Regions from separate parts of the Homo sapiens genome. Here region 1 is linked to region 2. A link is an interaction called in ENCODE POLR2A ChIA-PET data of the cell type or tissue named here. Cell type or tissue: OCI-LY7. All regions are shown on one strand. Links, peaks and the distances in the headings refer to the core of each region. The heading gives the core; the rest is flanking DNA.

Region 1 (2,909 bases), core at 301-2,800, 160 kb before region 2:
CTGGGATTACAGGCGCCAGCCACACCCGGCTAATTTTTGTATTTTTAATAGAGACGGGGTTTCCCCATGTTGGCCAGGCTGGTCTCCAACTCTAGACAAATGGCTAGAAAGTACTAGAATCAGGATTTCTTTTTTGTGTGTGTGTGAGTCATCAGCGCCAGGCCACAGAGGCTTTTGTTAGGAGTTAAATGAGGCTGGGCGCAGTGTCTTACGCCTATAATCCCAGCACTTTGGAAGGTGGAGGAGGATGGATCACCTGAGGTCAGGAGTTTAAGACCAGCCTGGCCAACATGGTGAAACCCTGTCTTTACTAAAAATACAAAAATTATGGCCAGATGCGGTGGCTCACGCCTGTAATCCCAGCACTTTGGGAGGCCGAGGTGGGCAGATCACCTGAGGTCAGGAGTTTGAGACCAGCCTGGCCAACATAGTGAAACCCTGTCTCTACTAAAATACAAAAACCTACATGGTAAAACCCCATCTCTACTAAAAATACAAAAATTAGGTGGGCGTGATGTCACGTGCCTATAATCCCAGCTACTTGGGAGGGAGGCTGAGGCAGGAGAACTGCTTGAATCAGGGAGTCGGAGGTTGCGGTGAGTCGAGATGGCGCCACTGCACTCCAGCCTGGCAAGACAGTGAGACTCCTTCTCAAAAAAAAAGAAAAAAAAAAAAGAAATAGAAAAAGAAAAAAATTATATGGGGGTGGTGGCGCATGCCTGTAATCCCAGATACTCGGGAGGCTGAGGCAGGAGAATCGCTTGAACCCGGGAGGTGGAAGTTGCAGTGAGCCAAGATCGTGTCATTGCACTCCAGCCTGGGCAACAATGCGAGACCTTGTCTCAAAAAAACAAAAAGTTAGCCAGGCGTGGTGGTGGGCGCCTGTAATCCCAGCTACTCAGGAGGCTAAGGCAGGAGAATCACTTTAGCAGGCAGCAGAGGTTGCAGTGAGCCGAGGTTGCACCAGTGCACTCCAGCCTGGGTAACAGAACAAGACTACATCTCAAAAAAATAAATAAATAAACCATACCAAAAAAACCCTCATTATTTTGATATCCATTGTTTAGTTCCAAGTTTAATTAAATTACGTAGAAACTTAATATAAAATTACTTTTAAAAAAAATTAATGCAGCTTCTTTTTTTTTTTTGAGATGGACTCTCACTCTGTCACCCAGTTTGGAGTTCAGTGGTGCTATCTGGGCTCACTGTAACCTCCATCCTGGGCTCAGGTGATTCTCCCACCTCAGCTTCCTGAGTAGCTGGGACTGCAGGCAGGTGCCACTACGTCTGGCTAATTTTCTGTATTTTTGGTAGAGACAGGGTTTCACTATGTTGCCGAGGCTGGTCTGAAACTCCCGAGCTCAGGCAATCCACCTGCCGCAGCCTCTCAAAGAGTTGGAATTACAGGCATGAGCCACTGCACCTGGCCAGCTATTTTTCTTTTAAGGAAAAAAAGAGGCTGCTCTGCTTATGGAGTAGCCCTTCTTTATTCCTTTACTTTATACAAAGAAAAAGAAAAAAAATGGGTGGTTTTACTTTCAAACTTTTTTTTGAGACGGAGTCTCACTCTGTCGCCCAGGCTGGAGTGCAGCTGCACAGCCTCAGCTCGCTGCAAGCTCCACCTCCCAGGTTCACACCGTTCTCCTGCCTCAGCCTCCTGAGTAGCTGGGACTACAGGCACCTGCCACCACGCGGGTAATTTTTTGTATTTTTAGTAGAGACGGGGTTTCACCTTGTTAGCCAGGATGGTCTCGATCTCCTGACCTTGTGATCCGCCCGCCTCAGCCTCCCAAAGTGCTGGGATTACAGGCGTGAGCCACTGCGCCCGGCCTACTTTGAAACTTTTAAAACTATTTGCAAATAAAATTTTTCTCTAACCAGTTAGTTTGCAGTAGAGTTTCAATTCAAGGTCACAGAAGAGGAAGCCAACTAACTAATGAAATGCTCACTAAATGATTTGTCAGTGTTTCATATTTTCTTTATCATCAGTTAGCATTCCCTACACCATCACTTTAGGGAGTCAATAGAATTTTATAGGAGTAGGCCTCAGTAAGTACTGGGAGGCCAGTAGCACTGTTCAAGCACATGGGCTGTCTGTGTTTGAAGCCTGACCTGTCATTTGTTCACTTTCTGACCTTGAGCAGATTACTTAAACTCTCTCGACCTGTTTCTTCATGGGGATAATACAAGTACTTCTAGGGGGTTTGTGAAAACTCATAAAGAGGTTAAAAACATTGCCTGGCATACAGTAAGCACCCAATAAGAATAAGAAATAATATTTGTATAGTAATTATGCCAGAAACTGTTATAAGAGCTGTATATATATTAACAATTAGCTATTACTAGTATTACTAATTCCTAGTTCAGGATTTAGCTTAGTAAACTTTCTGCTTCAGAAGCAAATACGAGAGGTGAAAACATCAATTTATTCTCCTCAGTCTTAGTTACATACTTTCCAAGTCAAGTCACAGAGCACAATTTCCTTGCTGGCAGGGACAAGACATGGGTTTACATGATATCACCTATCCCCTCAATTTAACAGCATGTACTATGCAGTTGGGCATTTAAGCAGAAATTAAGAGTTGGCAGGTATTGCTCAACTGGTACCCATTTTAGGAATAATGCTGAATCATAGCATTTTATCTGGTCTTCTCTCAGGATACTTAATGCTAATTTTTTGTATTTTTAGTAGAGACGGGATTTCACCTTGTTAGCCAGGATGGTCTCGATCTCCTGACCTCATGACCCATCTGCCTCGGCCCCCCAAAGTGCTGGGATTATAGGCGTGATCCACCGTGCCCGGACTTTTTTTTTTTTTTTTTTTTTGAGACAGAGTCTCCCTCTGTTGTGCAGGCTGGAGTGCAGTGGCCCAATCTCTTGCTCCCAGGTGCAAGCGATTCTCCTGCCTC
Region 2 (2,909 bases), core at 113-2,612:
TCTTCTCTCCTCAGTGTGCACTCGCTCTAGGAGGAGTCTCAGCCAACGCCATGGCTTTGCGTGCCCATGACTTCCTACTTCTTATCTCCAGCTCTGGCCTCTCTCTTGAACCTCGGGCTCAGATCCAGTTCCTGACAAGCGCCCGAACTTAACTGTGGCACCTCTATTTGGATGTCCCACAGGCTTCTCACAGCCTCTCATGCCACCTGGACTTGTCCTGGTCTTCCTCCATCTGCTCCTCCCTCCCTCAGTGAAGTGTGCCATCACCCACTTGACCACCCAAAGAGTGGCCGCTGGGTTTGGCTCCAGCAAGTAGTGCCCAGAAAATCCTCCTGGTTCTTCGTTCTCCCACCCCAACAAAAATGTCACTTTCTCAGAACTCACCTCTCCCTCTGCTATGGTTTGAATGTGTCCCCCAAAGTTCACGTGTTGGAAACCTAATCCCCAATGCAACAGTGTAGAGAGGTGGGGCCTTGAAGAGGTGATCAGGCCATGAGAGCTCTGCCCTCACGAGTGGATCCACACCATTACTGCAGGAGTGGGCTCCAGATACAGGAATGCGTTTGTCTCCCTCTCTCCCTCTTTTGTTCTTCTACCTTCTTCCCTGGAACGGTGCACCAAGAAGCCTATGGCCAGATGTGACATGCCCTTTACTTCCCAGCCTCCAGAACCCTTAGCTAAATTTCTGTTTTTCTTTTTCTTTTTTTTTTTCTTTTTTTTTGCGACGGAGTCTTGCTCTGTCACCCAGGCTGGAGTGCAGTGGTGCAATCTCGGCTCACTGCAACCTCTGCCTCTCAGGTTCAAGTGATTCTCCTGCCTCAGCCTCCCGAGTAGTTGGGACTACAGGTGTGTGCAACCATGCCTGGCTAATTTTGTATTTTTAGTAGAGAAAGGGTTTTACCATGTTGGCCAGGCGGGTCTTGAACTCCTGGCCTCAAGTGATCTGCCTGACTCGGCTTTCCAAAGGTGCTGGGATTACAGGTGTGAGCCACTAGACCCAGCCCCAAATTTCTTTTCTTTATAAATTACCCAGTCTGTGGTATTCTGTTACAGCAGAACAAATAAATATGAATAAGACACCTCTCCTGGCTCCTAGAGCCCTCGTGTGGTGTGTTATGGTGTTTCTCTCTCACCAGACTGGGATTTCCTTGAGGACAGTTAGCACAGGGACTGAGTGGCCCAATGAAGGTTTGTCAAATGAATGAATGGGATTTAGGGGTGGAAGTGCAAGGAAAGGCCAGGCCAGGGACAAGACCAGAGCCTGGGTAAGCATCCAGTTTACTCCTATCACCTATTCACCTGCTCTTGGATTGTTCCAGAAAGGACAGAGAAGGAAGAGCACTAGATCTGGAGCCACAAGACATGGGTTGAGTCCTACCATTCCCAGTTCCTATCAGCTTTGTCCTGTGGAATGGGGCTAAGCCCTCTGTGCACCTCAGAGAGGGGTGGACCCTACGTGATAGGATAATGCAGATTCCTAAGCTGCAGACATTTTTGGTCATTTGTCCTTTTATTTACTAATACATATTTTATGTAGTGGTAAATATTATAACCAATAATGAAAACCCAGCATCTCTTGCCATAAATAGTAACCATTGTTAAATTTAAGAATCAAGAGGTGGCCAGGCGCGGTGGCTCACGCCTGTAATCCCAGCACTTTGGGAGGCCGAGGCGGGTGGATCATGAGGTCAGGAGGTCGAGACCATCCTGGCTAACATGGTGAAACCTCGTCTCTACTAAAAATACAAAACCAAAATTAGCCAGGCATGGTGGCGGGCGCCTGTAGTCCCAGCTACTCGGGAGGCTGAGGCAGGAGAATGCCGTGAACCCAGGAGGCAGAGCTTGCAGTGAGCCAAGATCGCACCACTGCGCTCTAGCCTGCACTCTAGCCTGGGTGACTGAGCAAGACTCAAGACTCTGTCTCAAAAAAAAAAAAAAAAAGAAGCAAGAGGCCATTAGCCTGAGGCTGTCTCTGTACTTTGAGTGATGATCTGAAGCCGAACTTAGTATGTGAAGAAATCAAACTCTAATTTAGAAGCATATATTTGTAACAAATAGCAGGCTGAGCTCCCCAAACCTCTGCTGTCCCTGACAGCTGCCCAATTCATGACTTGTTCTTTACTCAGATAAACTCTGTTAAATTTAATATGTCTAAAGTTTTCCTTTTAACACCCTAAAAATACATAAAGCAAGAATGAAACACAGTTAGTCAGTTCTAGCTAGATCTTATTTTCTGTCTGCCTCTGAACCCGAGGCTGTTCTCTGTCCATTCAAGAGAGGCTAGCAACTGTGAGGAGAAGTTGGAGACTTCTCAGCTCCAAACCACAGCTTGGGAACCGGTGCTGGAAAAGTATGGCAAAGGCCCAACCTCCCTGCCCTGTGCTTTCCGGCCCGCGACTCCCACATTCACCCCTGCCTGCCGCACTTCTGGGCCACTGTCTTTCGGGAGCCATGGGGGAAATGGTCTGGGGGCCTTCTGTGAGCTGCAGAGACACTTGTCACTCAACAGGCATTACTGAAGCACCTCTGTCAGGGCTCCAGGCAGTTCTGGGGAAAGGCAGGCCCCAGTAGCCACCCACCCTCCCCTCACACCCTCACTTCCTGGCAGACCCCAGAGTCCTTGTGTGCGGTTGGGTGTTCCCTCCAGCTGGCCACATCTGCACAGCATCCGGAGGCCGGGTGAGCCTCTGATGTCTTCCTCCTGCTGGAGGCTGATGGCCACATCTGGCCGCCAGCCCAGGGGCTTATACAATCTGACAAGGGCCAGATGTTGCTCTTCCTCCCTTCCGCTGTCCTGGCCACTCCTGGCTCCTGGCTCCAGATCTTCATGTAACAGACCCCTCCTTCAGTTCTGTGATGCAAAGAGGTGGATCTGAGGAGCCGCAAACCTGGGTTCCACCCTCAGGACT

What was found. Peaks named below come from ENCODE experiments on the same cell type or tissue, not always from the same donor. Only the 100,000 strongest peaks of a DNase experiment are listed, where the experiment ranks them.
Region 1: POLR2A ChIA-PET joins it to region 2 with 10 read pairs; 9 of 35 experiments call an interaction of 5 or more read pairs at or near these places.

Annotation. Positions count from the first base shown.
Region 1 is chr3:129,187,216-129,190,124 of GRCh38, reverse strand. All of the region lies in intron 1 of LOC105374101 (a long non-coding RNA gene), which reads right to left. Among named protein-coding and RNA genes, the nearest start is that of CNBP, 4.8 kb to the right of the region's middle. In OCI-LY7, for the core only: no CTCF peak of the experiment used is centred there; DNase peaks (open chromatin) are centred at 1,324 and 1,594; H3K4me3 peaks cover 971 bases; H3K27ac peaks cover 2,024 bases.
Region 2 is chr3:129,022,343-129,025,251 of GRCh38, reverse strand. The region is part of intron 2 of EFCC1 (EF-hand and coiled-coil domain containing 1); the gene reads right to left. It also overlaps a transcript of CFAP92 not described here. Among named protein-coding and RNA genes, the nearest start is that of EFCC1, 22 kb to the right of the region's middle. In OCI-LY7, for the core only: CTCF peaks have their summits at 885 and 1,102; a DNase peak (open chromatin) is centred at 1,111; H3K27ac peaks cover 1,147 bases.